5 separate regions of the Homo sapiens genome follow, and all the other regions are linked to region 1. A link is a loop called in an ENCODE intact Hi-C map of the cell type or tissue named here. Cell type or tissue: HCT116. All regions are shown on one strand. Links, peaks and the distances in the headings refer to the core of each region. The heading gives the core; the rest is flanking DNA.

Region 1 (6,128 bases), core at 779-5,778:
TGAGACCTGGAAGTGGACATGGGCAGGTTGGTTTGACTCAGAAATTGGGACTTGAGGTTGCTGCTGCCTTGGTGGCCAGACTTTAGAGGAGAGCACAGCTTGGATGTGTTGGGAATGTATCCTGTTCCATCACTATGATTGTGGTGATTAGTTCAGGGATGGGTACATGGCCCAAGAGTGGTCTTTCTGAGTGAATTCCAGGAATTGATCCTGAGCATTGGGGAAGAGACTTGTTCTTTTCCCATTGGACATGTATGTGGGAAGATGAAGCTTGGAATTGCTGGTAGCCATTTTTCCATAGATGTAAAGTCTGAGATTGAAGCCAACAGAGACAGAGCAGAGCAGAGGTACAGCTAGACTGGGCAATGTCATTCTTTGAGCCTAGTGTAAAGCTTTGCCTGAAGCTGGCTGTCCCTGGTCTTTTTTAGTTTCATGTGCCCTTTTTTGCTTAAGCCAGTTAGAATTTTTAAAAAATCACTTGCAACCAGAAGAGTCCTACCTGACACATAACCGATGATAAAATTCGTCTTCAGAAAGATCAATGTGATAGGGGAAGAGCCCTCAAGAAATCATCAGACCTCAGTCCCACAGGAACTCGGTGGAGCTCAATTGTTGATGACTGCCATCTTGTGTGGGATCTAATGGGGGCCCCACTGATCTAGAGACCAACAGCCTGGGGGCCCAAGACAGCTGCTCTTTGATTCCAAATGAGGTATGAACAGAACCTGTCCACCTGGACACCGAGGCACCTGCCTTGTTGTGCCACATGTATCTGTGACTAAGAGGAGATTTGGCTGGTTACTGCCTAGCTCTGTAGCCCAGTCAGCTCACATAGTCCAGGGAAAAGGGATTAGTTAGACATCAGGACTGGGACTTGGAAAACCCATCTGGGGTGGAGGGTGCTTCTGAAAGGGGTCTACTTAGAAATAAAGGCGAGAGAAATCCTGTGTCCCTCTGATGTCCATCATAGCCGTACAAGCTGCCACTCCTGGATATGACTTAACCTTTTGACAGCTCTTCCCCAAATGGACTTCTGGGTCTCTACTTGGACAAAAGAGGGCTAGGCAGAGAATTCAGGGCTTTTGGCCTGCAGAGGTTGAAAATGTAGCAGAGCAGAATGAAGATTAAACGGAACTGAACACTGGAACGTAGTACAATTGTCCCTTGATTTCCGTGGGGGATTGGTTCCAGGACCTCCCACAGATACCCAAATCTGAGGATGCTCAAGTCCCTGGTATAAAATGGCACAGTATTTGCATATAACCTATGCACATCCTCTGTATACTTTAATCATCTCTCAATTACAGTCATGTGCCACACAATGATGATTAAGTCGATGATGGGCTACATATACAATGGGGTCCCCTGAGATTAAAATGGAGCTGAAAAATTACTATTGCCTAGTGACATCGTAGCCCTCATAAAATCATAGTGCAATGCATCATTTACATGTTGTGATGATAAACAACCATTCACATTGTTTCTGGTGTAAACAAACCTACTGCACTGCCAGTTGCACAAAAGTATAGCACATACAATTATGTGCAGTGCATAATACTTGACAAGATAATAAATGACTATGTTACTGGTTTGTGTGTTTACTATATTATACTATACTTTTTATCATTAGAGTGTACTCCTTCTACTTATAAAAAATTGTTAACTGTAAAATAGCCTCAGGAGGTCCTCCAGGAGGTATTCCAGAAGAGGACACTGTTAGGATAGGAGATGACAGCTCCATGCATGTTACTGCCCCTGAAGATCTTCCAGTGGGACAAGATGTGGAGGTGGAAGACAGTGATATGGATGATCCTGACCCTGTGCAGGCCTAGGCTAATGTGTGTGTTTGTGTCTTCGTTTTTAACAAAAAAGTTTAAAGTTTTAAAATTTTAAAGAGTAAAAAAAAAGTTTATAAAAAATAGATGAAAGCTCATAGAATAGGATATAAAGAATTTTTGTACAGCTATACTATGTGTTTCAAGCTAAATGTTATTACAAAAGAGTCACAATTTGCAAAAATTAACAAGTTTACAAAGTAAAAAAGTTACAGTAAGTTAAGGTTAATCTATTATTGAAGAAAGAAAAAACGTTTAAAACAAATGTAGTGTGGCCTCATTGTACAGTATTTATGAAGTCTACGATAGTGCGCAGTGATGTCCTAGGCCTTCACATTCACTTACTGATCACTCACTGACTCACCCAGAGCAACTTCCAGTCCTGCAAGCTCCATTTGTTCATTTTTTAGTCTTTTATACTGTATTTTTACTGTATCTTTTCTTTGTTTACATATGTTTAAATACACAAATCCTTACTATTGTGTTACAGTTGCCTACAATATTCAGTATAGAACATGCTGTAGAGGTTTGTAGCCCAGGAGCGACAGGCTATCCCATATAGCCTAGGTATGTGGTAGGCTATACAATCTAGGTTTATGTGAGTACACTCTGTGGTGTTTGCACAACCAAATCACCTAAAGACACATCTCTCAGACCATATCCCCATTGTTAATGGATGCTTAACTGTACTGATAATACCTAATAAAATGTAAATACTATGTAAATAGTTGTTATACTCTATTTCTTGGCAGTAATGAAGAGAATAAAAGTCTTTATATGTTTAGGATGGATGCCACTTTTTTTTTCGAATATTTTCCATCCACACTTGGTTGCATCCATGGCTATGGAACTCTTGGAGATGGAGGGCCAACTATATATAGAATTGTAGTTAGTGGCCGGGCTTGGTGGCTCATGCCTGTAATCTCAGCACTTTGGGAGGCCAAGGCGGGTGGATCACTTGAGGTCAGGAGTTCGAGACCAGCCTGACCAAAATGGTGAAACCTTGTCTCTACAAAAAATACAAAAATTAATTGGGCATGGTGGTGGGCACCTGTAATCCCAGCTACTTGGGAGGCTGAGGCAGGAGAATCGCTTGAACCTGGAAGGTGGAGGTTGCAGTGAGCCAAGATCTCACCATTGCATTCTAGCCAGGGTGAAAAGAGTGAAACTCCATCTCAAAAAAAAAAAAAAAAAAAAAAAAATAGATTGTTGTTTGCTGGATTTCTACTCAATAGAACAGAAATTACCTCAATAGTAAATATTCTATAGTTCTCATTTCAGATGAAAATTCAGCTGTTCTCAACGACTTTTTTGTTGTTTGCATAGGTGATCCTCAACTTTGATATGTTCTAATTTTCATGCATGTATCTTTCACTTCTGTGACTGTATACTGATAACTCAAACAGATACTTCATCCTTTAGTTGATGGGTGGTGATTTTACCTTCCCTCTTGTGTGACCACTTGCTAAGTGCTGCTGCTTGGGGATAAAAGGCTGGGTTTCTACAGAGACAAGGGGTATGGGAAGCGTTTATGGTACAGCTGCCCCCCTTTCCCTCTGTGTGCCAAGGGAATCCCAAATTTTCTGAATGCCTGGAGTTTGTCGGTTGATAACAAATTGTTGTACAATGAACAATTAGGTGTTTGCTTCCCAGGCCCATGCTCCCCTCTCCACCACTACAGTCCTTGCATCTGGTAAGGGTGGGAAGGGGGTTCAGTGGCCACTGGTCCTAGGTGATGGCAAGGGTGGTGTCACTGGCTGGGGATGGTGGAGACTTTGCCGTGCCACAGGGGTGGAGAAGATGAGGGCAGAGAGGAGAGGTGGAATCATGGAAGAGAAGCCACAGGCTCGACCTCCCAGGCACCAGGGAGCAACAGAGGGATGCTTGTGAAAGTTTTTATCTGTCAGGACCCAAGATAGCTATAATGCATGTGACAGGGATGGCAATTTTGCAAATATAAAACAGATATATTTAATTACTCATTACATCACTGTTTTCCCTCTGAGATCCAGCTACAAAAATTATCACTAGAGGGCAGGAGAGGTCTCTTTAGCAAGAAACATGCGTCCTAGCCCAGGGTACTGGCTTCTCCCATAGTGTGGGGGCAGTGCTGACTAATGCTTCCCTGTTCACAACACGCTTAGAAAGTGAGAATATGCGTGTGGCACACTGGGGTCAGCTAAAGGGGATTTGGGAATGCCTACATGGGAGCTAGTGAAAAAAATTCACATTTTCTTCATGTTATATTATTACAATAATATACAAAACAAAATATTAAATGTTGAATTTATATAATATTCTAAAGAAAATCATTTAAATATTTTATTGTTAAACATGAGCTTGCTTCAAATTAACATGTCTTTTTTATGTAGTTTTAGGCTTGAAATGGCTACATGGAATTTCTGATCAAGATTTTTAAGGGTTTCTTCATTCTTTTTTCAAATTTCATTTGTTTCTAATTTTTAAATGTTTATAGATTTAGTGGGTACAAGTGCCATTTTGTTACATGGATATATTGCAAAGTGGTGAAGTCTGGGCTTTTCCTGTAACTATCACTTGAATAGTGTACATTGTACCCATAATCATCATTAACAGGAAATTTGTTTGTACAGATTGGTGATAAAAAGTTAAAAACAATTTTGCACCTGTTAAAAAATATATACCAGTTGAAATCATATAGAGACTATAACGGCATTTTCTTTTTTCAAACAACAAATGTGGTATTGAAATTTTTTGGGATGAGCATTGGATTTAGCACCCTTCAAACCTTTTGGATTCTAGTGCACTTAGGTAATGGTGAAGCCCTAATCTGCAGAATACACATGCAATTTTACATCAGATATCCTGCAGGCAGTGTGGAGGTGACTAAAGAGGCTCATCTACTGAGAAAGACAGGAACAGCCCATATACATCGAGTGACTGTTGTCCTGATTTGTCCTGAAGGGCTCTGATTCATTCTTCTGACATGACATGACTATCCAGAGCACTTCCCTTTGCTAAAAAACAAACAAGAAGCGTGCCAGTTTGGTGTTCATACACAGTGTGGATGAATCTCGAAACATTGCCCAGAATGAAAGAAGCCAGACACAAAAAAGTACATGCTGTATGATTCCATTTATTTGAAATTCTAGAATAGGCAAAACTAATTTGTAGTGATGGAAGACAGATGAGTAGTTGTCTCAGGCAGTGGTGGGGGTGAGTGACTGCAGTGGGGCATATGGGGCATTTGGGGGGTAATGACAACATTGTGTATCTTGATCATGGTAGTGGTGACACTGGTGGATCACCCATGTATACATTTGCAGAAACTCATAGTACTATATAGTTAAAATAGATGCATTTCATTATATGTAAATTATACCTCATTAAAGTCGATTTAAAAAAAGAAAGTATACTATTTTGGACAATGAATTTTATGGTTTCTGTACATAGGCGTGAAGACAGATTCAGGGCTGCCATTTCTACTGTGGCTGCCAGAAGCTCCCTCCTGCTCTCCTTGCCCCCGGCCCCATCCCTCTTGGTCTGTGCTCTGTGCTCACCCGACGCAAGGGACACACACTCCTCCAGTGGGTTTCTGGCTCTGTCCATGTGGGAGTGGCACACTATGCAGCAAGCTGCCAAAGGACGTGTCCTCGCCGCTTGGGATGAGATCACTGTCCTTGCTGTTTGATGGGGCCCACTCTTGGCTGCCCTCCAAGGAGCTGTAGGTGAGGTTCTCCTTAGAGGTACCCAGCCTGTGCACTTTGGCTGCCCTCTCACCTGAGGACCGAGGGCATCACCATTGTGCTGCATGCCTGTGGCCCATCTGAAGCACTTCCACGGGGAAGCTCTGGCCTAGGGAAGGTACCTGTGCCTGTCCCTAAGGCTTTCTCATGAGGCTAGAGTAGAAAGGGGGAGGATCTGACATAAAGGAAGCAAATAAGCACCCATTTCTTGGTCCCAGGGAATTGTGGGAGGAAGAAGGAGGGAGGACAGGAGATGGTGGAGAGTGGAGGGCAGTGGCGGGGGCAGTGCAAGGAGAAATGGAGCGGGATGGGAAGAGAAGTTGAGAGTGGTCAGCCAGATGGGTCTTAAATTCCCTTTCTGGGCTTTGGTCTAGAGCAAGTGTTGGCGAACTATTCTGTAAAGGGCTAGATAGTAAATGTCTGAGGTTCGTAGGATCATATGGTGTCTGTCACAACTACTCGACTCTGCCATTGCAGTGGAAAAGCAGCCAAGGACAATGGGTAAATGAATAAATGTGGTCATGTTCCAAGAAAACTTAATTTATGGGTGGCAAAATTGGAATTCATG
Region 2 (6,128 bases), core at 759-5,758, 85 kb after region 1:
GCTCCCTTATAAGTGAGAACATGCGGTGTTTGGTTTTCTCTTCCTGTGTTAGTTTGCTGAGGATGATGGCTTCCAGCTGGGCTTAATACCTAGGTGACGGGTTGATAGGTGCAGCAAACCACCATGGCACACGTTTACCTATGTAACAAACCTGCACATCCTGCACATGTATCCTGGAACTTAAAGCAAAATAAATAAGTGAATAAAATAAAATTTAAATTCCCTGAAAAAAAAAAAAGATCTCTCTGGAGATGGGAGTTTGTGGTTTTGCATCCTTCGGGATCATGTGGATTTAAAGAAAAGCCTCTGATATGCTCAGATCTCTGCCTCTCTTCTCCCACCAAGGGGATGGCAGCCTTGTCCGGGGCTCCTGGCAGTCTCCGCCTGCAGGGGCCGCAACTGCGGTAGGAGCGAAGGTTAAATGATCATGGCCCTAGCCTTTCCATTCTCTTTTGCTGAAGCGCTGTGCAGTGAGGCACAGGGTCAGTGCTAGGCAGGGGGTGTTTGATGGTGAGCAAGAGTCACTTCCTGTCAACCAGGTGGCTTTGAGGGAGAGGCCAGAACTGAGCTGACTTAGAGTGAGTAGGAGCTTGCCAGGCAGAGGGTGTGGTAGGGGAATGGAAGTGGTGGCATTCCAGGTAGAGGCACGTGATGTGCAAATGTCAGGAGGGAGGGATGGTATGAGAGAGTCGAGAGAGTCAGAACAGTGTGTTGACATAACTGCAAGCAGTGTGGTGTGGTTGGAGCTCAGGCATTGGGAGCGGGGAGCAGCGGGTTGTGGGGAGAGTAAGGCTGCAGAGATGTGGGGAGGTCCTGGATCATGCAGGGGCTGTGGGTTTCCCACAGAAGGCAGGGAGGTGGGCCGGGGTGTGGTGGCGAGCTGGGAGAGAAGCTCCTGGGGGAAGAGTCGGGATCAGGCTTTGCTTGGAGGAGGGATGGCTAAAGCTGGGTGGAGTCACAGTGGGGTTGCCATCTCCACAGGAGCTCTGTCCCAGCTGGGAACCTCTTGGGGACTTCTTCTTTTTGGGGTCAGCTTTGATAAGGGAGGGTAGGCCAGGGGAGGATGTGGCTCCTCTGGGAAAGCCCAGCTCCAGCCTCCCTGACCCCCTGGCTGGGAGCATATCAGCAATGCAGATGGAAGACCCTACCTGGAGGCCCTAAGACCACTTCTGTTACACGCCAGGGGTCCAACACAGACTCCCACTTGGATGGGATCAAGAGCTTTAAGAAGTGAGAGTTTGGCTTCAGCTCATGTGCCCTGAGAGGCTTACAGAAGTGTTTTGGGGATTTCCAGGCAGAAGTGAAAGGTGTTTTAGACACCACTTACGTGGGCACCCTGGCATTTTCACCTTCAAGCACCATTTGTTCCTTCTCTGTGAGGCTTAGGCGTTCAGACAGGTGGATGCCTCCATCACTGTGTGAACTCCTCTCAGCCCTGCCCAAAGAACTTCACACGCCTAGCACATGCCCAGGCCCGTGTTCAAAGAAACGCCTTGCCCAGCCCGATGCAGCCCTGCCCTGAGCATACGTGAATGCTCTGGGCTTACCTGCTTCCTGCTGCCTGGGGCCAAGGTGTCCTCACTGGCTGTGCTGGCACTGACACTGTTTTCTTCTAAGGTGGGGCCCCAGTGGGTGTTCCTGGGTCTACCAGCTGCCCTCTGGCCACAACATGAGAAACAGTCCTGGCGTGGGGCTAGGGTAACAAATCAGAGCCTATCCCCAGGGTTCTCCTGCAGTCTTGGGGTTAATGTTTTCTCTGGACAGAGATGACCTTGATATCTATGACCCAGTGGCCTGTTCTTAGGCACCACAGTCAGTCCATAAACATGGGCGCAGGTCTGCTATGAGTCAGGTCTGTGCCCGCCCCTGGGTGCTGCCTACTTGATAGCACTCTGTCTCTCTTTTTTTTTTTTGAGATGAAGTTTTGCTCTTGTTGCCCAGGCTGGAGTGCAGTGGTACAATCTCAGCTCACTGCAACCTCAGCCTCCTGGGTTCAAGTGATTCTCCTGCCTCAGCCTCCCGAGTAGCTGGGATTATAGGTGCCTGGCACCACTCCTGGCTAATTTTTGTATTTTTAGTAGAGATGGGGTTTTGCCATATTGCCCAGGCTGGCCCCGAACTCTCAGCCTCAGGTGATCTGCCTGCCTTGGCCTCCCAAAGTGCTGAGATTACAGGCGTGGGTCACCACACCTGGCCTTGATAGCACTCTCATAGCCTCTACTATGGGGAGGAGAGCTGCTTTCTAAAATCCAGAATGGGCTGGATGATGGCCTCCGTATGTCTAAAGTGGCTATTGGTGTCCCTGGGGCAGACAAGGGCTGTGGTCTGAGGCAGGAGCTGCGACGTGGCCGTGGATCTGTGTGGGTGGTATCTGTGAAGGCACCTGTCACACTACAGCAGGTGAAGGGCTGAGACACCCCGAGGCCCAGCCAGCAGGACTGTGTGACTGAGACACTTGTTTTCTATGCAGAAGCAAGACAGAAGAGCTGAGTGTGTTTGCTGCTTGGGAATTGGGTAGAAGTAGGTGACATCCACTGTGGTTTAAGTGTCATATTAAGAATAGCAAATAGGTTTTACCTTCTGTGCCAAACCTGACCAATTAGGGGCCACCCCTAAAGCTTAGTGAAAAGAGTGCTGTGTTCGATTATTGATGCCTGCCATGGGTATGGAAATGGTCAATGTTGGCTTAGGTCCCAGGTCTGGAAACTCTGCTCTTTCTTTACATCTGAGGTCTTAGGTGAACACGGGGAATGCACTTGGATCCTCTGGTGAACTGAAAACACTGACCTCCAATGACCTTCAATTATTTTGTTCCTAAAATAATCACCCTTGAGTTCTGAAGTTTGGATGGGGTGCTTCCTGGATTGTCCAGTTGTTTTCCTCATTTATCTTGTGACTCATGGGGGTAAGGACAGGCTGACCCCCCTGTGGTGTGTCATTGGTAAGCCAGAGGACAGGACCAGAAAGCCCAGAATCCGCTGAGTCATGCTGAGGTCATTGTACCAAGCTGTGTCCAGCTGAGCTGAGCCAGGCTGACCTTCTTTTGTGCATCCCACGTGAGCCCAGCCTCATCTCTGAGGAGCCTGGGCTTTGGGGATGTTTTAGTTTTCTGCTTTGCTTTGTTTCCCCAGTGTCCAGTGGTCTGTCTTTCTGGTAAGAATGGCAAGATTAATGGCAGGAAGGATGCTGATGAGTGAGTGCTGTGGCTAACGACATGGGCTGGCTGGCATAATGCTCACAGAGGTCCAGTGGATCAAATATCTGGTTTGGCATTACTTGGAGATGCTCAGCCAGCCGTGGACAGCATTCCCTGCCCTGAGGTCAGCCGCCTCCTCACCCCAGCCCGGGCTGAGCGCCCAGTCGGCCGCAGCAGTAGCTCCAGAGTGTGGTCTAATGGCTGTCAGCAGCCTGGCCTTGAGGCTGCTGTCGTCCTCCCCCGGAGCTCCCATAGGTCCCTTGTGCTCAGGGAGGGGGAGTCAGTTTACCCATAGTGACTTGAGGCCATCCCTCAGCTTAGCTGGGGCTTCATTTCCTTAGGGCTTGTGGTTGTCCTATGAGTGAAGCACAGTGAAAAGGCAGACTGGGGATGAGGGGTTGGGGAGATGGGTAGGATCCAGGCAATATTAGCAGAGCCCTCATCCTAAGATTAATGAAGAGGGTTCAGTAACAGAATCAAATTACATTTAAAGAATCCCTTCTAGCTTCTGTGTATGGAGAATGAATTGAACCAGAGCACAAGAAAAAGGAACAAGACCAGTTAGGAGGTCACTGTGAATTCAGGCCTGAGAACATGCAGGCTTGAACTCCCGTGGTGGCAGTGAGGTTGGAGAATATTGTATGGATTTGACATCCATTTGGAAGGTAGAACTGATGAGACTCACTGAGGGAAGGGAGTAGTAGGAAGGCCAAGGATGACTCCCAGTTTTTCAGCATGACCAGCTGGATTCAGGACACACCATTTCCTGGGATTCCAGAATCTGGGAGAAAATCAGGTTTGGGCTGGGGTCAGAGATGGAGAGTCCACTTTTGGATATATTAAATTTGAACTGCCTTTGGGTTATCCAGATAGAGATATCAAGAAGGCAATAGTATGTACAGTTCTGGAGCTTTTGGCTGGTGGCATAAATTTGGGAATTGGTATAAGGAAAATAATTAAATGCACAGAAATGGAACAGATCACCTTTGGAGAGAATTTATAGTGAGAGGACAAGAGGGCCCAGGACCAGGCATCAAGAAATTCCATTATTAAGAGGTCTGGTAGTGAGGATGAGCTGACTAAGGAGGCTGAAAAGGAGAGGACAGAGATGCAAGGGGTCGGTCTGGTATCACAGGACTTAGCATGATATAGAGGGCATGAGAAATCCCATGAGGTGTTTTGAGACCTTGCTGGGCTCCTTCTGCAAAGGTGCCTTCTGCAAAAAACTGCCTTTCCCTGGAATGTGGGGAGAAGTCTAAGCTGACTGTTCATTTCTGCTTCTTAGGATTTGCTCTAAGATCTTTGGCCTTGGGCCCCACAGCTTGAGTCCATATGTTGGCTTAGGGTCAGTAGAGCGGCTTCCAGTAGAGTGGCTTCTTCTTGGGACTTGGATGCCCTGGAGTTTGGGTGAGGTGTAACTAGTCAAGGAAGGGTGTGTTTGGAGGCTTGGCCTTTAGTGTCTGTTCTTTTCATTCATTCCCACTTGGAGGTTTGCTTTGGGAATGCTCTGAGGGTTCTGAGAGGGATCAATGGGAAGAGTGGGATTTGATGGGCCCTCAGGGTTATCACTAAAACTGTGAGAACCTGTCGTACCTGTTAATTTGTTCATTCATTCATCCATTGGTTCGACTTTGTACTAGGCTCTGGGGTAGGTGCTGAAGACTTAGAGGCATCAAACATGGCCCTTGTCCTTGAGGAGCTCCCAGTCTAGTGAAAGCGTAGACACACAAACGTTAGAGTGATCGGGACGGTCTGCACAACAATGGGATGCCTGTGCCAGGTTTTGAGGTTGGGCAAGGGAAAGAGCATTCAGTTGTGCTTGGAGGAACAAGGTTGGCTCCCAAATGGAGGAGGTTGTGGGAAATTTCTAGGTGGATGAGATGGTGGAGAGAAAGGAGGGCATTCCAGACTGAAGAAACACGTGGGCAAAGGGATGCAGTGTACTGTACCTTGGTGTGTGGTGTACCCGTAAGTGGTTTGTCACGGCTGCAGCACAGAATGGGGCAGTGGCAAGGCGAGAGTTAAGGCTTGAAATAAGCCTTGAATCTCAGGCCAAGGTGCTTGGGCTTTATCTTGAGACTGATGGGCCCATAGGTCATTTGTTAACTGGGGAATGGCCTGATCCAATCTGCATTTTAAAAAGATTTCCTGGTGCTGTAAGGAGGTGGAATGCGCAGCAAGGCTGAAAGGGAGGGATACCAGTTCCGAAGTCTGGAGGAGAAATGGGGGGTGGGATCCAGACACTGGTGGGGCTGCCCGGATGGCCCATGAGGTGCTGGGGTTCTGTGCACATTGAGGGTTGGATGTCTTAACTCTTGTTGCTAGGGGAGGTGGCCTGACTCAGGGCCTGGTGGGCGCTGTGTTCCAGGTGGACACACACATCCATGCGGCCGCCTGCATGAACCAAAAGCATCTGCTGCGCTTCATCAAGCACACATACCAGACGGAGCCTGACAGGACTGTGGCAGAGAAGCGGGGCCGGAAGATCACCCTGCGGCAGGTGTTTGACGGCCTGCACATGGACCCCTACGACCTCACTGTGGACTCACTGGATGTCCACGCGGTGAGTGAGCTTCTGCTCCAGTGCCGCCAGCAGACAGCAGCCCTGGCTGGGGACTCAGCCCCCTGGAAAGCCACCATGATTGTGCTTGCCGGGAGGTGCTACGGAAGCAGCTTTCTCTTCTATCTGACTGAGAGGTCATGCGGCCTCAGAGAATAACAGGTCTGGGGCAGCCATGGGACAGGGAAAGAGGGTGTGTGGCTTGGGGCCTGACAGGTCTAAGCACTAATCCCACTCCTGCCACTTAGGAGTTTTGTGCCCTTAGGCAACTCACAGAAGCCTTTATTTCCTTGCCTATAAAATGGTGACAGCCATGTGCCTTATTAACTTAAAAAAATATTAAAACACTAAATGATGGTGTAACTGCTATGG
Region 3 (6,128 bases), core at 668-5,667, 220 kb after region 1:
AGGGCTCTTATGCTGAGACTGGCCCCCAGCAGCTTGAAGCGGGGCAAGGATTTTCAAATGGTGCTCTGTGAAGCCTGGGTCCCTGGAGGTACCTTGGGCCCACAGTCTCAGAAGATGAAGGATCCAAGCCCTTCTATCCCCTTCAACCAGAGCAGCCCCATTTGCATCTCCCCAACACGCTGGCCTCCTACAGATCAGCTTGTCTGAAATGTTGTGCAGCTTAAAAAAAGTTTTAAAACTGTTCATGAGATGGCCAAACCATGAGATTTGGAGTCAGGAGATCCTCGGGCCTCAGTTTCCTCAACTATAAGAGCAAGAATCCCTGCCCCTCTTAGCTGACTGGGAAGATTACATAAAATCAGAGGTAACAAAATGGTTTATACTGTGGAAAATGCTATGGGAAGTTTATTAATTAAGATTGAATTAAAAGGACTAGGTGACACGGATGAACCTTGAAGATGTTTTACTAATTGAAATGAGCTCGACACAAAAGGACAGATACTGTATGATTCCATTTCTAGGAGGGATCTAGAAGAGTCAAATACATAGAGACAGAAAGTAGAAGGTGATCACCAGGGGCTGGGGAGGGAGGGAATAAAGAGTTATTGTTTTAATGAGTATGGCATTTCAGTTTGCAATGATGAAAACGTTCTAGAAATGGATAGTGGTGATGGCTTCATAATATGAATGTACTTACTGCCACTGAACTGTATACTTAAAAATGGCTAAAATGGCAAGTTGAATGTTATATATATTTACAATAAAAAATAGTCCCCCACCCCCTCTGAAAAAGGGAGTACTATATAGAGTAAAATACAAAAGAAAGTCAAGAAAGTAGAAGATTGCAGAGCTGGTGGGACTAACCCACTGCTTTAAGGAACAGGTACCATATGACTCAGAGAGGAGGGAGATAGCCCAGCAGGAGGGAGATGCCGCGGGGACAGAGGCACAGAGGCTAGAGGGTGAGTGGCCACAGAGAAGAGGCTCTGGGAAGAGGGAAGAGCCAGGAGCCTGGCCTGTTGGAAACACTCATCTCTCTCCACTCACCCATGCCTCTTTGCCCACCTCATGGCACTATGGTTACAGTTACAAATTATTTTCATGTACCTATCTCAATGCTCCTGCCACATCTTTTTAAAAATGTTTCTTTTGAGACAGGATCTCACTCTGTACCCCAGAGCGAGACCCTAGAGTACAGTGGCACGATCACAGTTCACTGCAGCCTTGACCTCCCAGGCTCAAGCGATCCTCCCACCTCAGCCTCCCGGGTAGCTGGGACTACAGGTGTGTGTCACCATGCCCAGGTAATTTTTGTATTTTTTGTAGAGATGGGGCTTCGTCATGCTGCCCAGACTGGTCTCAAAGTCCTCAGCTCAAGCAAGCCACCTCCCTCCCAAAGTGCTGGGATTACAGGTTCACCTAGCCCCCTGCCACATCTCATACAATTTCATTCGTTCATTCAACAAATACCTATGCAGGCCCTAGTAGTGCCAGGCATTGTTGTAAGCAGTGGACACACACACACACACACACACACACTCCTGCCCTTGGGGGCTTCTTCTCTAGGGATAATAGCTGACACCTAGATAACACCTGTCATGTACCAGGTATTGTTTTAGGTACTTTATAGATATTAGCTGCTTTAATCTCCATAATCACCTAAGAAGGCAGGTACTGTTCTTAGCCTGGTTTTACATGCCCAGGGAGGTTGAATAGCTTGCCCAGGTCACCTGAGTGGTAGCAGGGCTTACAGTTCCAACTCGTGGTGGGGCTCGACATACTCATGCAGGAGAATGGGGCCGAGGAAGGGTGTTGGGGGCACTGGGAGCAGGGCTGGACTTGCCCAGCTAGATCTAGAGGGGTCAGAACCCTACTGAGAACATCGGCAGAGGTGAGTGCAGAGAGGGAGGCAGTGCGGGGGCTGAAGCCTCATTTTCAGAACCATTTTCCCCGCCATGGTTCTGGCAGAAGGTGGACAGGGAACCAGAGGCTTGGAGGAAGGGGCCTGCAGCTACCCAGCAGGGCAGGGCTGGGGTATGGACTTTGTGGTGACAGCAGATTAGTAAGCAAGAGATGGCCGTGATGCCTTGAAAAGAGGAACTCTTCAGTTTGGGCAGCTTCCTGGGTGTACGAGGAAAAGGAAGTGTCAAAAGTTCAGGCCTGAGGCACCCTTCCAGGCCCACTAGATGCCAGCATGGCTTAGGGAGGGCTGACAGCGAGGCCTGGGGGCTGGTTGGAAGGAGGCAGGTTTGGAGGTGCTGAGCGGGCAGAAGACACAATCGGATTCATTCATTCACCAGCAAATGTTTCCTGAGGAAGACACAGGAAGTCTTGTGTTTACACATTCACCTTCCTTGATCTGGCACAGACAAATCAGCACTCGCTGAGACAGCATCTGCCCCAACCCCACCTACCTTTTTCCTGCTCAGCTGCTTCACTAAGGTCTGGAAGCTTGAGCCCCACTAAGTTCTGATTTCTCATCAGGATGTGCTCCTTTGTGGTAAAAGAAAGAGATAACAATTTCAGATGATGACACTGGGCTGGGCTGTTCTCTTGGCTCTGTCTATGGTTCTGCGACCACTATCTTAGGTGGGAAAGCGGGGCAGCCTGAGAGGTGGGTGGGCAGGCATGGCATGGTGAGGCCTGAGAAGCACCAGGAAATAGTTCCTCTCCCAGTCCGTGAAGGTGCCTGAAACGCCACTGTCAGCACCACTTTCCATGGGTCAGGGACTACCCTTGGCATGGTCTTTTTAAACAAGTCTGTGGGCTTCAGGGTAAATGAACTGCTTGGCCTCACTGTGGCTGAGGTTTGCAAAGGACACACAGGGGCAGAACTAAGGGCTCTGGGACAGGAGGGTCCCCTGGGTGTGTATGGCGCTGCTCCTGGAAACAGCTTTGGCGATCTCATGGCTGGCTGGATCTTCCTGCCCTGTCATTCCGGGCAGTGACTGCTCACTTCCAGGAGCTGCGATTGCCCCACACACTCAGGTCATCAATGGCCTTTTATGGCACCTCTTGAGTTTTTAAACTCTCCAGAAAAGTGAGGCCTGAGAATTGCTGGCTTAGGGCCTCAGCTGGCAGAGCCCGGGGAGAGATGGGATGTGGCCCAAGTGGGCTCACACCTGCTCTAAGCCAATTAGCACCAGACCAAGGACCTGAGTGGAGGCACCTGGCAGAGCTCCTTGCCCCTGTGACTTATGGATCTTCAGTCTGCTGTGTGGCAGAGGGCACTTGGGAATGGTTTGTCCCCCGAGAAGGGAGGAAAGGAAGGGGCCAGCAGAGGGTGCTCATGATCCAAGTGGAAGTCATGGTCAAGGACCCTTTACCCATTTGGTTAGCAAGCCAGAGGCCCACAGCCCATCAGCTTCAGCACACTGGAGTCGGGTAGGGGCTGGGCACTCAGGTGCCAGGGTAGTGGTTAGTGACATGGGGCCTCCAGGTTCCCTGTAACTTCTCTGGGTGGGCGAAATCTGCAGGAGTGTAGGGAGTGAGGAGGCTCTGATAACCAGAGGCCCATGAAGGCAAATCCCTGGCTATCGGCCCCTTGGCTCCAACTTCCGCTAGAGATCCGGGACTGTGGCAACTCCTCTGGGCCCTGTGCTGTTTGATCCGCTAGTTAGTTGGGTCTTTCTGACTAGGAGGAGTTTTGTGTGTAAAATGTTAACATCAGCAGCCACGCCCCAGCTCCCCTGTGCCTCCAGTTCAGAGCATCATGAAGGTATCTGAATAGGATAGTGGCCAGCATTGGAATGTGTCCCTGCCAGCACACAAATCCCCTCAATTGTGCTTGAGTGCTATCGGGCACCTTCTTTTCTTCCCTGCCCCACATTTCCCTCTGTAGAGGAGCCAGGAGAAGCCTCCTGCTCTGAGGGTGCTGGGCCTCACTCTGTGGAATCCAGGTGCCTTGGTTTATATTCCAAGTGGGCCTTCTGGAGGAGACAGGACTGGTCAGAATTGCTTTGTCCTGTTATCTGGTCTCTATCTCTGGATGCCCCCAATCATACCCTGCATAGGGTGGCAACCCCACAGGAGACCGCTGTGCCTGGTTTGATGGCCAACAGAAGCTGAGGGGACACCATGGGCACTGGAAGAAACTCACCATGGGCGGAGCAGCCTTCACACTTGCAGATGGACTTAAAGCTTTTGTTAACAGGCATCAGGAAGGAAGGCTTGGGGGCATCACAAAGGAAATCACTATTTCACCCTTGCTAGCTAATCCTAGGCATGACTGGGCACTCCATCAAGGGATTCCTGTTTATGAGCCACTGACTCCGGTTGGAGGAGGAAAGCAGCCCAGGACTGAGGGGCCCACATGTCCCTCCACACGTCTGCCTTCCCCTGAGATGTGGCTTTGTGTGGCAACTAGATTTTAGACTGAGCTCTGCCTGGTAACTGGCATAAAAAAGCACCTAAAACTGGTATTTAGGAAAGAGATGCCACATAAATAGGCCTGACTTCTCAGAGTGGGAAAATTTACGCCCTCACAAGGCCCAAGTCCAGGCCAGAGCTGCCCTGGCCAGGGGCCCAGACTCAGCCCTGAGGTCTTCAGCCCAGGGAGTACCTGGAGTACACACTCTGCCCAACTGGCCCCCAGGAACCCACCTCTCGGAGCTTGGTCAGTTTCTGCATCCGCACGGGCTGCACTTGTATCTGAAAGTCTTTGAGACCAGGGGCCTTGGCCAGCTTGCCGCCGGCCTTGCCTGCAAAACGCTTTTCTTCCTCTGCCAGTGGCAGCTTGGCAAGCACTTTCTGCAGCCGGGGGCCAGGTTCTTCAGGGCCACTGTCCCAGGAGAGCCCTCGCAGCAGCGGGGGCCGGGACACAGTGGGTGGAAGCTCAGCTTTGGAGCCAGCCTCGGGCCCCATCGGCTCTCCAGCTGGGCCTCTCCCCTGGGAGGCTGGGGGACCCACTCCTGCCGCATCCTGGGTTGGACTTCTCGGCAGAGGGCTGCCCTCCCAGCCCGTTTTCAAGAGCTGCTTCCCCAGCTCGCTCTCCACGGGGCCAGGCTGAGGGCTGTTCAGGGCCATTTTCCCACTGCTGTTTGTAACAGGAGCTAGGCCTTTGGGTGTGGTCTCGGGGTACTGGAGGGGATCGAAGTTTTCCTTTTGTTCTATTGCAATCTCTTTGGACTTCTCAACTGGAGGAGGACGAGGAGCCAGCCTGCCCTGAGACACTTTCCTCTGGTCATTCTGCTTCCTGTCAGCTAGCCCTTTGGGGACGTTCTGAAAAAGACAAGGTAGAGCTGGAACCCTCGGGGGCAGGTTGAGGGGAAACAGGTGAGGCCACTTCTGCTGTGGAGTCTCTGCCCCCACACACCTTGCCAAGGGGCCCATTTGTATAAGTGTGTATGGGGTATGAGTGGACGATGTGGAAGGAGAGGGCTTCTGCCCGAGGTTTGTCAAACAGACAGGAAAATGGAACCTGCAATCCAAAACCAGCCAAGAATTTCCCAAGGGATAGGAGCTGAGGAAAACTGAATAGAAGGCAGCTTTGGCCCTAACTCAGTTGCCCCAGATCTAGCCTTGGTGCTGCTTAGCAAGGCCCTTAACTCTTAGGGACCCAGGTTTGTGAACCCTCTGAAATTATGTATGTGTATGTCTGTGTGTGGAGGGGTGTTTTTCTAGGAAAAACATCCACAGCTTTCAACAATTTCTCAGAGTTCCATGATCCAAAGAGGTTAGGGATCATTGGATGGGGTGATTCTTGCAAAGGTGATGTCTTCCTGCTCAGAAGCTCTAAGATTCTGCAGTGTTAGTTTACTTTGTTCATTCCCCAAGGGAAACCTGGGCCGTGAGCAGCACGTGGGTCTGGGGGTCTGTGTGGCTGCCTCGTGTGTGCTGAGACTCTTCCAGAGGACTGTATCCCAGACCCAGTTCCAGGTGACACTAAATTCTACTGCTGCCCTTGAAACACTGAGCACGTGGGCCCCTCGATGTGAGCAGGGTGGGGCGCTTCTGTTGCTCATCAACAAAGATGAGGTTTTCCCGGCTTCCCCAGACAGAATCCCAGGCAGGGGCTGGCGCTTTCCTGCCCTTTTCACTGGAGCTGACAGGAGCCACAGTCTCACCTGGCCTGGAGGTCCCCCTTGTCTCCAACCAGCAGCCTGACTGGGGGTCAGCGCTGTGAGTAT
Region 4 (6,128 bases), core at 739-5,738, 120 kb after region 1:
AATCCCAGCACTCTGGGAGGCCGAGGAGGGCAGGATCATGAGGTTGGGAAATGGAGACCGTCCTGGCTAACACGGTGAAACCCCGTCTCTACTAAAAATACAAAAAATTAGCCGGGCGTGGTGGCGGGCGCCTGTAGTCCCAGCTACTTGGGAGGCTGAGGCAGGAGAATGGCGTGAACCCGGGAGGCAGAGCTTGCAGTGAGCCGAGATCGCGCCTGGGCGACAGAGCAAGACTCCGCCTCAATTAAAAAAAAAAAAATCACTGTTAAGTACATTCTTAACTTTAAGGTAAAGGACACGGTGAATATAGATTTCTGCTATCTACCCAGTATGACAGTAAGACAGGATGTCAACATGTTTGGACCCATGTAAATCTTTTTCCAATGAGATATTTACAAATTTAAATTATGATCATGATTGTCAAATGTCAAGAAGTGGGAACTTTCATGTGCCAAAAGCATAACAGAGAAGGAAAAGAAAGTTTAGATAGAACAATAATGTATTAGGCCTGGGTAAACAAACATCATCAGAGAAAACTCTGGCTGACTTCATTTCCTTCTGGTAACTAAGTATATGCATTCGGTTCCTTCCTGAATGGACTGCCAAGTCCTGAAGCCAATATATAAAATTTTAATGCTTCAATTAGACATTTTTTAAAAAAAGTGGGATGATTTTGCCAAATTCTTTGACCTAATTCCCTAAAAAGCTTTGACTGTCTAAGAACCTAAATACCTATTATAAGGAAGGTGTTAACTATCTCCTTTGTCAATAAATGCATGCATATAGAGCGGATTCCTGGAGACCAGTGTGACAGAAACATTAATATTAAAGTGGCCCTGCCAAGCCACTTTAATTTAGCACTGTAACAACATCCGAAGCACAGAATAACCCCAAAACTGATCTCAGATACAATACCAACTGAGAAAAAAAAAAGATTTAAGATGCTACAATGAGCAACAGCAAAAATATTAATAGATTTCAGTTGTTTTCATATTAGAAAATAAGTGAAATACAATACTTATGCATTATATACCTTCCCATCCAAAGACTAGCCTGACAAGATGTTACAGAGGATGAGTTTTCATCAGGTTCTTCAGAGGTGGAGCTCTGTGCCAATACTCCTGCTGCTTGACTTGTGATATCTTTATAAAGTTGAATAAACTGGTATAAATTCATGATCCGTGATGCCTCCACAATGCCACTGCTTTTGTTAATCTAAAAATACAAAGAACATGAAAAAGAAAAGTTGATCATTTCTCTGACCAATTTTTCCCAAAAAGGGGGAACAAATATTTAGTCAAACATCCTAGGAAATAGGAGTTTTCAGGATTTGCAAATTACATAAGAAAGCAAGAGTCTGAATAAATGAGTAATACCATGTCCCCTACACTTGTGGGGTTCAAACTTCTTATACAAATTTACCTCATTTAACACACAAAATCACCCTGTAAGATTAATTAGGCATTATGCTGTTGATGGGTAAGGTGACTTTCTCAGAGTTAAGAAATAAATTTTAGAGATCAGTATTAACAATTCTTTCACTTTAATTTCTTAAAGAATTTCTTAACCACAGGATTCATTTGACTCCAACAACCGCATGAGATTCTACAACTCAAACAAGTACTTTCTTAAATATCTTTAAGTTCTATTTTGTACCAAAACTTCTAAACTAAAGCAAGAAAATTACTTTAAAATAAATCCTAACAAAAGGTGGTTGGACTTTTCCCAGAAGGCCATTTTGAGCTTTATCAAAAAACTCGTTTAATATGAGGTGAAACCAGTGGCCCAAAGGTTGTACCTTTACAGGTTGTACCTCTCCCCCATCCAGTTTACAATCTAATGTAGAAGATACTTGGGGCAAGCAGAGGAGATTGCTTTCACAAGCTTTGGGGAGCCATGGAGTGAGGCATAATGAAATGACCGAGGCCAGTAAGGTGAAGGTATAATGTTCTTGGATGAAGAACTTGAAATCAGAGAAAGATTAGAGACATGAAAGACTTCCTTTCAGCACAAGACATAGGATGGAAGACTGGGGAAGAAGTAAGCCATGAAATCTATTAAGTGCATATCAGAGTAAGAACAAGCAAAATCAGAAAATATTTAGAAAGAAATGAAGAATATAGGGAGAGAGACAAAGACACAGGGCCATAAAATTGTGACTTTAGGTTCTGGAATGTATTGATGGAACTAGGGGTATCAGAAAATGAGGTAGATTACATATTTTAAAATATTATTATACATTTGAATATTGTAAATGAAAATAATAGTTGTAACACGTTTATTAATTGCTTACTATTTGAAAAGGCAGGGAAAAAAATACTGAGACTCAAGAATGAGTCATGCGGCCAGGCACGGTGGCTCATGCTTGTAATCCCAGCACTTTGGGAGGCCGAGGTGGGCAGATCATGAGGTCAGGAGATTGAGACCATCCTGGCTAACACGGTGAAACCCCATCTCTACTAAAAGTACAAAAAATTAGCTGAGCATGGTGGCACACGCCTATAGTCCCAGCTACTTGGGAAGCTGAGGCAGGAGAATCACTTGAACCAGGAGGCGGAGGTTGCAGTGAGCCGAGATGGCGCCACTGCACTCCAGCCTGGGCGACAGAGCAAGACTACGTCTCAAAAAAAAAAAAAAAGAATGAGTCATATACCATACTAAGAAATTTTAGAACCATCTCTAATAATCAGAAAGTTGATTAAATTTTGGGAAGGTAAAATCTATCTGGAGATGCAAATATACAAGGTTCTTTGTACTAAAAGACTGTACATGAGGTAGAGAATAAACAGAATTAAAAAGTAACAGGAATTTAACAGGCTTACAAAATAGATCTTCAGAGCTGAGGAAACGGGTAGTCCTTTGGAACTGCATAGTACAGAAGAAATTATGGAATAATCCATATAAGGTCAGTACAGAAATAGCAAAGTGTATCACACTGTAACTATTCTCATCATAGGATTCCTGAAACAAGTATTTATTGAGTACCATTATGTGGATGTTATTGGTACTATGTGCACTGCTCTAGGCACTAGCCACAGTGTGTATAAAACAAAATCCCTGCCCTCAAGCAAGTTACATGATAGGTAGGAGAGACAGGCAAATAAAATACAGATACAGATTAGGTTAGATGAAAATAAGTGTAATGGAGAAGATGAAACAGGGGAGAAGGAACGCTGAGGGGTTACAGGGAAGGCCTTACAGAGAAGTTGACATTTAAGAACTGAAAGGTGCAGAAATGAGTCATATAGATGTCTAGGGGGAAGATCATTCCAGGCTGAGACAACAGGAAATACAAAGGCTGTTTAATAGAGGTGTACCTGGCAAGGAGCACAGAGAGTCTCACAAGAAGCCCAGAGTGTTTGGAACAGAGTGACAGACGGACAGAGGAAGGAGTGGTAGATAGACGGTGAGGTGGGAATAGAATATATAGGACTTTGCTGATTTCAGTAATAACTGTAGCTTTGATTCCAAGTGCATGAGAAGTCACGGGGGGGGGTTTTGAGCCAAGGAGTAATATGATCTAATTTACATTTCAAATTGTGATGTGGAATAGGCTGGTTGTTGTGCTTGGAATAGACTGCTTGTTGTGCTGAGAATAGACAGAAGCAGGGCAAGAGAAGCAGGGAGATCAGTTAGGAGGCTACTGGAATAATCCTGGTGATAGAGGATGGTCACTAGGAATAGGGTGGTAGTAGCGTAGATGGTGAGAGCTAGCCAGATTCTGAATACATTTTGATGTGACAGGACTCACTTACAGATTGTCAGGTGTGAGAGACAAAGAAAAGCCAAGAATGACTCTAAGAAGTTGGTCTAAGAAAAAAGAAGGATGAAATAATATAATTCATGTAGTTCTTAACAGCCACCTTAGTACCTAGTTTTTAATTAATCTCTTATTTTTCTAATATTATTTCCATAAAATATTCCATTTAAACATAATTTAGATCATTTTTTATAGTGGATTAAATATTATTTAAGGATAATCATAGCAGATGGCAGAGAGTCAAGAAAAAGACTTAATGTAAATACAGAGGGTTAAAGTACAATTTTTTTAAAGTTGTTTAACATTAAGAAATGTGAAACTCTCAATCTCCTATCAGTTTTTCATGGTGGACTTGACCTCTTTCTAACATAAACACTGACCTCTCAGATTCTTTCAGAAAGAACCTAAGGAATGCAAATAAAAAAATTTCTTTAGAGTAGCTCTAAAATCAAGAAAAATCACATGAAAAAATATCTAATTGCCTGTGCCTTTAGTACTTTTGTTTCTCTACTTAGAATCTTATTTTAAGGAAGATGTTTAATCACATACAGATGTTAGACATATTGAGGCAAAAAGGAATTTGACTACTAATAAAATTAAACCTTAAGTCTGTATTTGTCAAAGAGCAACAAAAAACGAAGGGATGAAAAGCCTGATATATTCGTATTCCCTTAGCTTTCTACAATTTATATTGGCCTCTTCAATGTGAGCTGAGTACTTTATGAAATAAAAATGAACATTAAGTGTAATTTAGATAATATACTGTGTCAATAAACAAGGAAAGCTTCAACCTATCCCAGTCATTTAAAAAGAGAGTATTATTTCAACAGATTTTTTTTGTTCACTTAATATATACTGAGTTCCTACTATGTGTAAAGCACCGTATTACAGCCTGTAAGAGATACAATAATGAATCTAGACATAGTTCCTGCCCTCAGGAGCTTACTCTCTAAAGGGGAGCTAAGAACCTAAACAACTTTTTTCGTAATGCAGTATTATAAAGTATAAATAATGTGCTGTTGGAATCTGGAAGAGACAAGAGAACTCCTATTCAGGAAGACTTAATGGATGAGATGGTATTTGAGGTGGACCTTTAAAGAGACATCAGGTTTAGAGATGCAGAAATAAAAGGTGTGGCAGAAACTACTGGCTGATTATCCAAATACCATTCCTTCTTTTCATTGCCAGCAGAACCTTATTTTGTTTTTGTGTCCACCATTCCCTGAAATGATGCAGGAGTCAATCCTGGTTAGTCTAATCTAAACCAATCATGCTAATCATATTCCCTCTGTCAGTGTAGGTGTATGAAGGGGATATGACCCAATACTGACCAGTGAGTTCAGAAGTGACATCTGCTGGGTCTTTAATTTAACCAATCCTGCAGTTAGTCTATAGAGTTAGGATTTCTTGATAAGTGAGAAAATAAGTATTGTTTTTGTTTAAACTGGTTTAACAGGAATTTTCCGTGACTTCCTAATGGAAGGAATGGACATCCTAGTTGAGAAAACACAATAAGCAGAAGCACTGAACTGGAAAAGAAAAGTAACAATGATACAGTCTTAAGTTAGTTAAGCCTGATAAGAATGCAGAGCAAAAGAAGGTCATTGTGACTAATGCAGAAAAGATAGTTTGGAGTCATATTGTAGGAGTTGGGACTATTTGGTAGGCAAGAAGGAATTACTGAGGAATTTTAAGCAAGGCAGTAATCTGATGCGAGTTGTGCTTTAGAAAGGTTAATCTCACAGCAGCATAAATTAGAATTTGGAGAAGAGTCTAGAAGTATAGAGATTAATACAAAATCTGTGATAATCTGGATCAGAAGAGAGAGATCAGTCTGCTTGAGAGCATGAAATCTGTCTTATTTATCATATATTCCTAATGCCTCTCACACTTGTGCTCAAATGTTTATCTGAATAAACTGGAAGCAAAACACAGTATGGGTAAAACTGACAATCTACTGAGGAAATAAGGCATATTATTTGGGTAACCTCCAGGGTCCGTGACTCAAAGGAAAAATCTCCTAACCCAGGGAATCTTTATGGGTCAGTCGGGAATGAACTTCAGAGCGCTCATGAATGCCCAATTTATGGTTTATATGCATATGGATGATTTTGTTCTTTGTTTTAGAGCCGGGGTGGGGATAGGAGGTGGCCTAATAAAATTCATGCCTTCATTTAATCAAAAGGTTTGTAGCCTCAAAAAGTTAAGAACTTTCTATCTGAATCTACTCAGTGGTGGTTGAGGCTTTCTAATACTCAATGACAGCTGGCAAAAAATCTATCCCATAACTAAAAATTACTAAAAAACAAAAAAACTCTTTCAATGGATCTTTTTTCTTTTTAATGAATGAATGTATTCTTAAAAGAAA
Region 5 (6,128 bases), core at 519-5,518, 250 kb after region 1:
GAAACGGAAACAACTTGACTGGTTCAGCTACCCTTGTATCTGGTGCAAATCTTCCAAGAGACTCTGCTGGGATAACTATCCAGTAATTTGTGCAACTGAAGAGGCTAGAAGTTCCTAAACCATATTTAAATATTTTATCTGCCCCTGCTCATGAAAGAAAACAAACTAATATGCTTTTGTTCATGCTTTCATTCTTCAGCTACTTCTAAGTCGCCTACTGAGCATCGGACACTATGCTAAATGTATTTCAAGTGCTATTTTCTTTAACCCCCATGAGATAGGTTTTATTATTTCCATTTAATATATTAAGGATCTAGGGCTCAGAGAGGTTCCGCAACCTGCTCAAGATCACACAGCTAGTAAGTAGCTGGTGAAGGGCTATAATCCAGGCTAGTCTGACTCCTAGGCCCGCCATCTTTCCTCTCTTCCACTCTGGCTTCTTCACCAGGAGTTCTGCTTGAGTGTGGCAGAAAAGACTAGCACGGGGGCCCTGCCTCCCAGGGGAGGGCTGGAGTGAGTACTCCCAGTGAGGCTAAGGATGGTGGGAGGCAGAGGGGAGGAAACAGGACCTACACTTCGGTTGTCGGGCCGGGGTCTTATGAGGGCTAAAGAGTGGCCTACAGTTGAGCCTGCATGTCCTCTGGTAGGTGGTAGCAGCAGGTGGAGGACGCGGAGGCCGGCCCTGCCTTGTAGGCTTCAAAGGCCTTACTGTATCCCAGAAAGTATAGAGCCATCATCGGGACGCACGGTTCAGGAACAGAATTTACAGAGACTATCTCTTTCAGTGCTGTCAGCAGCCCTGTGAGATGGGGAGAGTAAGTACTATTATTATTAACATTAAAGTTAGACCCATGTTACAGATGAGGAAACAGAGGCCCAGAGACTTGCCCAATGTCATCGCTCATGAATGGCAGTGCTGGGAATTCACCGAATCTGGGTCTGATGCTCCCCTTCCTTGCAGGGCCAAGCCTGTTCTCGGCAGGCAGCAGCAGCCTCTCATCATGGCGCCAAAGATGCCTCTCCCAGAGCCTTGCAACCTGCCTAGGAGAGACCAAACTCCTCTCTGAAACCACAGTATCCCAGGAGCACAGCCCGTAAGCTAAGCGGCTCTCAGATTCTCTCTGTGAATCTTTGAGCATTGAGGGAAGAGCCAAGAAGCCCTTTCGGGAAACCATGGGTTAACCTAGCCTCCACTGACCTTTCTGGAGTGACTCAGTATTCTCAGAAGGGAGTTTTTTTGTTCTTCCAGCTTTGAATTTTTGCTTTCATTTTAGCAGCACAAAGAATGTGAAAGAGATTAGGTTGCTATTAATACCACGGGTCTATCTCTAGATGGACAACTGATGGGGGGAATTGTTGGGGGTGACTGCACGTGGAGCTCTCTTAGCCCTTCTGCAAATCCAGAGGGTGATGGAGGGACACTGAGAACTCACCAGTCTTACCCCTGCACCCATTTTTACCAATGGGGAACCGAGGCCCAGAGGGGCAGGCATGTGACCAAGGCCACATCTATGAGTGAGGGGCAGAGTCAGAAAAGTCCCCAGAGCACCCATGCCCCGAGCCCGGCTGCATGTGGCAGCTTTCTGACTTTTCATTTTGACGGTTTTGCTCATAGTAAAGGGTAAGCCATTGTGTCTGTGCTGTGAAAGCAGGCGTCCTTCGGCAGTGACTCGTCATTGTTCTTGCTCTCATGCTCTCATGGTCACTCTCGCAGGAGAGAGGATGCTCCCCACAGGAGATCTGCTGAAAGTGCTGGGAGGTGCCTCTGGGGGTCCCCTGGGCCTGGCCAACTGCAGAGCTGGGTTCCGCGACTCCACAAGTGAGCCGGATGGGAAGCCTGCCTTGGGAAAGCCCCATCCTGCTTCCTAACCTTGGCCTGCTCACGGGGCTTTGTTGCTTGGCAGATTCCGTTCTAATCCTTCCTCTGCCTCTCCCTTGCTGGATAAATCTCCCCTGGCCTCAGTTCCCTCATTTGAAAATGGAGGTAATAGCACCCACCTTTTAGCGTTGTTGTAACGATTAAATCAGGAAATACATGCAAGGTGCTGGTACATAGAGTCCACTCAGTGCCCTCGCCATTCTCCAAACAGGGCAGCTGAGTTCTCTAAGCATGCACAGCATCAACAAAACCAAGCCAAGGCTCAGAGAGACTCTGGTGTTCATCCTAGTGGCTCAGAGCTCCCAGATTTGTCTCCTGCAAGTAAAAGAGACTCAGTCCTGGTCTTTGCTGTGGACAGTCCCAGGTCTGTGCTGGGCTTGCCCCATGTCTGTGCTGTGCTCAGTCCCAGGTCCGTGCTGTGGTCAGTCCCAGGTCTGTGCTGTGGTCAGTCCCAGGTCAGTGCTGTGGTCAGTCCCAGGTCCGTGCTGTGGTCAGTCCCAGGTCCGTGCTGTGCTTGCCCCGTGTCTGTGCTGTGCTCAGTCCTAGGTCTGTGCTGTGGTTACCCCATGTCTGTGCTGTGCTCACCCCATGTCTGTGCCGTGCTCAGTCCTAGGTCTGTGCTGTGGTTACCCCATGTCTGTGCTGTGCTCACCCCATGTCTGTGCTGTGCTCAGTCCCAGGTCTGTGCTATGGCTGCCCAAGGTCTGTGCTGTGGCTGCCCAACGTCTGTGCTGTGCTCAGTCCCAGGTCTGTGCTGTGCTTGCCCCAGATCTGTGCTGTGCTTAGTCCCAGGTCTGGGCTGTGCTCAGTCCCAGGTTGGTCTGGTTTCAAAGCCCCAGTTCTTTCCACTATCCCTGTACTCATGATGACTCCCCCAAAACAGAGGTTTTTGTTCCACAGGTGAGACATGAGGCCTAGTGTGGAATCCCTCCTGGAAGAGAGCCAGCCACAGTGTCTGGCCAAGTAGGTATTTGTGCTGTGCTGAACAAGTGGGTAAGTGAGTGACTGAAGGGGGTACAGCCACCCCCCAGTGTGTGGTGGAAGCCCCAGGATTCTCTCCTGAAAGTGGATCTAGATTGAAGGGAATTGTGCAGGAGCAGGAATGGTGAAGGGCGGAGATGCAGGGAGAAAGCCTCGGTGGCAACAGAAAAGGGAGGATGAGGAAGTGGAAGTCACTTCCCCCAAGACTGTGTCCCCTAAACAAAGTCACGTTTCGGGAGGCTGGCCCTGAGAACCCCGACAATCCTGGGGTTTGCACCTCTGTGGGAAACCTTCTTAGGGCCCGATTTTCTCCAGCCCTGCTCTCCGCTCCTGTGGAGCTCGTATAGGCTTTGTTGGCTGGGGGTGCCCTGGGAAGGAGCCAGCACCTGCTCAGACCAATGACAGGAAATAAGCCTAAACATCTCCCCAGGTTTCCTTTCCAGCTTGTTCACTTCAGGAATTCTTTTTTTAAAAATAGGTCCACTTGAAAAAATTTTTTCTTCTTCAAAATATGTACAATTGCTCAATCGGAGGCAGTTCAAAGGCACCGAGAATAGCAGCAAAGTATCTGAGCCTCCCATTTAGCGCCTAGCAGATATAAATCTTGCCCAGTTCTGTTTGTTCCAGGCTGCTCAGCAGCCTCTTCCCTGAGTCACTCACTCAAGAGTGACATGAGTCATCATCCTGGGGTCAAGGACCACACGGCATTCTGGGTCTGTGAGATCCCATAAAGGGCAGGGCACCGAGGGGTCTCCAGGAAGACATGGAGGATCAGGAACTGTCTCCTAGGCCCTAGGCTTGGCTCTGCCTCCCCACATGGGTGACTTTAGAGAGTCACTAAGCCTGAGAAGTAGGTGGATTTCTGGGCCCTTCTAACTTGTACTTTGGAGGAATCTCTTTAGTGGTGCACAGGAGCCTGCTTGTTCCAGCTCATAAGAGTCTAATGTAATTTTCAAGAATTCTGTGAACTGGTGGTTAAACACAGACATTATTAAAAAATAAATTACATGAACTCACATTAAACAAAAAGGAGATAAATACTCAAAATAACTGCTTTTTAATTATTTTACTACATTTTACTATTATCTATGCTCTTCTGAAGATTTATTTCTATTGTCTCTGCATAGCGGAAACTATATAATGATTTGCTACTGCCCATCTCTTCTCAGTTCCATGATCAGTGAGGGTGAGTTAGTAGCTTGCCATTGGTCATAGTGGGAGTATCTATACCATGGAAATTGGCAAACACTATGTACATATCAGGGCCTTTTCCCCCCAGAGAGCTGGCCGTGGAACATTGCCAGCACACCACTGAGCTACTCAGCCCCAGGCTCCCTGATTCTTGCTCCTACCAGGGTGCAGAAGGAACACAGATGACTTTAGTATCACCCCAAGATAGCACAGTTATGGAGACTTCATTGCCAATTGTCTTTGGACAACTTTTCCCAAGTGGACTATGAATCCCTTATCCTCAACACATCCCTGACAGAGCTCATTGTTTCTTTCCCTCCCCAGCCCACTCCTCCTGTGCCCCAGAGAATGGCACTCAAGCTACAAACCTAGAAGTCACCGTGACTCCTTCATTTCTGTCACCCTCCACATTCAATTAGATGACTCTGAGTCCCATCAATCCTAGTTCAGAAATGCCCTTCCTCCCATCCCTGGCACCCCTGCCCATGGCTCTGTGTGACCTGAGTCACTGCAACAGCCTCATTTGTCTCCTTACCTCTGGCCTGGTCCCTTCCAATGACCCTCCATAATGATACCAGAGCAGTCTGTCTGAAACACAAATTGGATCATCCTTCCCCTTCATAAACTCCTTGAGGATTGATTCCCTTTTACCATGGGGGGGCCAGTTCTGAGTCAAGCTCCTAGCCCCTCTCTCGAGGCTGATCCCCTCTTTCAACCTTTGTACACCTTATGCCCCAACCACAGTGGACCAAAAGCCAACCTCCAAACATGCCCTGCTTTTTTACACCCTTTGCATACATCCTCCTCCTTATACTTGGGCTGCCTTCTGTCCTCCTTCTATACTTTATGGGTTCCTACTTGTCCTCCAAGACCCAGTTCACATATCTCCTCCTTCATAAACCCATTCCTCCTCTTCACCTCAGGAAAAGTTACTCCCTTCCTGTAGTAGTTTCCTACTGCGTCTGTACCAAATTTCCACATATTTGGTGGCTTAAAACTGCACAAATTCATTATCTTACAATTCTTGAGGTCAGAAGTTCAAAATCCATCTCAGCAGGCTAAAGTCTAAGCATCAGCAGGGCTGTGCTTCTTCAGGAGGCTCTAGGGGAGAATCCATTTCCTGCCATTTCCAGCTTTAGAGGCTGCCTACATTCGTTGGCTGGTGACCCTTTTTTCTCCATCCTCAAAGCCAGCAGAGTCGCTGGCATCTTTTCTCCCCTCTGATCTCTGCTTCCCCCTTCACATTTCCTTCTCCTCTGACTTTCACCGTCCTGCCTCCTTATAAGAACTCATGATTACATTGAACCCGCTCAGTTAATCCAGGGTAATCTCCATCTAAGTATTCCCAATTTAATCATATCTGCAAAGGCCCTTTTGCCATTTAAGGTAACATCTTCATAGGTTCCTGGGTTAGGATGTAGACATCTTGGGGAGGGGGGAGTATTCAGCCTACTGCCCTATCCTCCCAGGGTACTTTGCCCAGAACTCAACCCAACTAGAATTTGAACATCTCAAGAGCAGAGACTCTGCCTTATTCATAGCTTTATGAATATTCTTATAATATTCATATTTTTATGACCTGCCTCCAGTACAGGGTCAAACACAGAATAGGCATTCACTAAATGTTTATTGAGTTAATAAATGAATGACACCGTATTTCTAAAAAGCAGAGAAGAAGGTTTTACATAGGCTGGGTGCAGTTGCCCATGCCTGTAATCCCAGGGCTTTGGGAGATCAAGGCGGGTGGATCACTTGAAGTCAGGAGTTCAAGACCAGCCTGGCCAACATGGTGAAACCCCATCTCTACTAAAAATACAAAACTTAGCCATCATCTGGGTTGCTATATAAGCAAGTGGGTGGCCTTGCCTGCCCTCATTCTCATTGAGCTTCCCCAGGTTAATGGCCAAGTTTTTCTCTCTCTCGATGATGTACCCGGGTTTCATGTCTTCTCTGCCACACAGATGTGCAAATTTCTCCCATAGTATTCTACAACTAAAACCTCACAAAAGGCCAGGGCCTCCTTCTCTGACACCTTCATGCTTCTGTTCTGCCATCCAGGAGTAATTTGCAAAGTGAA

What was found. Peaks named below come from ENCODE experiments on the same cell type or tissue, not always from the same donor. Only the 100,000 strongest peaks of a DNase experiment are listed, where the experiment ranks them.
Region 2: a loop joins it to region 1, with 6 times the contacts of the local background. A loop is called at or near these places in 14 of 110 quality-filtered maps.
Region 3: a loop joins it to region 1, with 7 times the contacts of the local background. A loop is called at or near these places in 5 of 110 quality-filtered maps.
Region 4: it touches region 1 in a loop (8-fold over the local background); 40 of 110 quality-filtered maps call a loop at or near these places.
Region 5: a loop joins it to region 1, with 6 times the contacts of the local background. A loop is called at or near these places in 74 of 110 quality-filtered maps.

What each region holds. Positions count from the first base shown.
Region 1 is chr11:10,402,445-10,408,572 of GRCh38, forward strand. The region is part of intron 2 of CAND1.11 (a long non-coding RNA gene); the gene reads left to right. Among named protein-coding and RNA genes, the nearest start is that of AMPD3, 50 kb to the right of the region's middle. In HCT116, for the core only: a CTCF peak has its summit at 3,859 (motif pointing right); DNase peaks (open chromatin) are centred at 3,907 and 4,757; H3K4me3 peaks cover 691 bases; H3K27ac peaks cover 1,720 bases.
Region 2 is chr11:10,487,785-10,493,912 of GRCh38, forward strand. It overlaps AMPD3 (adenosine monophosphate deaminase 3), which reads left to right. Exons shown (of 15, transcript NM_001025389.2): 7 at 5,565-5,759. Among named protein-coding and RNA genes, the nearest start is that of MIR4485, 17 kb to the right of the region's middle. RefSeq lists an enhancer at 255-1,159. In HCT116, for the core only: no CTCF peak of the experiment used is centred there; a DNase peak (open chromatin) is centred at 2,957; H3K4me3 peaks cover 1,286 bases; H3K27ac peaks cover 3,285 bases.
Region 3 is chr11:10,621,364-10,627,491 of GRCh38, forward strand. IRAG1 (inositol 1,4,5-triphosphate receptor associated 1) reads right to left here. Exons shown (of 21, transcript NM_130385.4): 9 at 4,603-5,220; 10 at 2,415-2,493. Among named protein-coding and RNA genes, the nearest start is that of LYVE1, 56 kb to the left of the region's middle. RefSeq lists an enhancer at 2,092-2,221. In HCT116, for the core only: a CTCF peak has its summit at 3,278 (motif pointing right); a DNase peak (open chromatin) is centred at 3,278; H3K27ac peaks cover 4,225 bases.
Region 4 is chr11:10,524,159-10,530,286 of GRCh38, forward strand. RNF141 (ring finger protein 141) reads right to left here. Exons shown (of 6, transcript NM_016422.4): 4 at 1,034-1,215. Among named protein-coding and RNA genes, the nearest start is that of RNF141, 14 kb to the right of the region's middle. RefSeq lists an enhancer at 3,137-3,196. In HCT116, for the core only: no CTCF peak of the experiment used is centred there; a DNase peak (open chromatin) is centred at 3,283; H3K4me3 peaks cover 2,303 bases; H3K27ac peaks cover 4,506 bases.
Region 5 is chr11:10,656,386-10,662,513 of GRCh38, forward strand. The region is part of intron 1 of IRAG1 (inositol 1,4,5-triphosphate receptor associated 1); the gene reads right to left. Among named protein-coding and RNA genes, the nearest start is that of IRAG1, 34 kb to the right of the region's middle. RefSeq lists enhancers at 462-1,661, 1,266-1,415, 2,784-3,983 and a silencer at 3,037-3,331. In HCT116, for the core only: no CTCF peak of the experiment used is centred there; DNase peaks (open chromatin) are centred at 1,204 and 3,476; H3K4me3 peaks cover 1,384 bases; H3K27ac peaks cover 5,000 bases.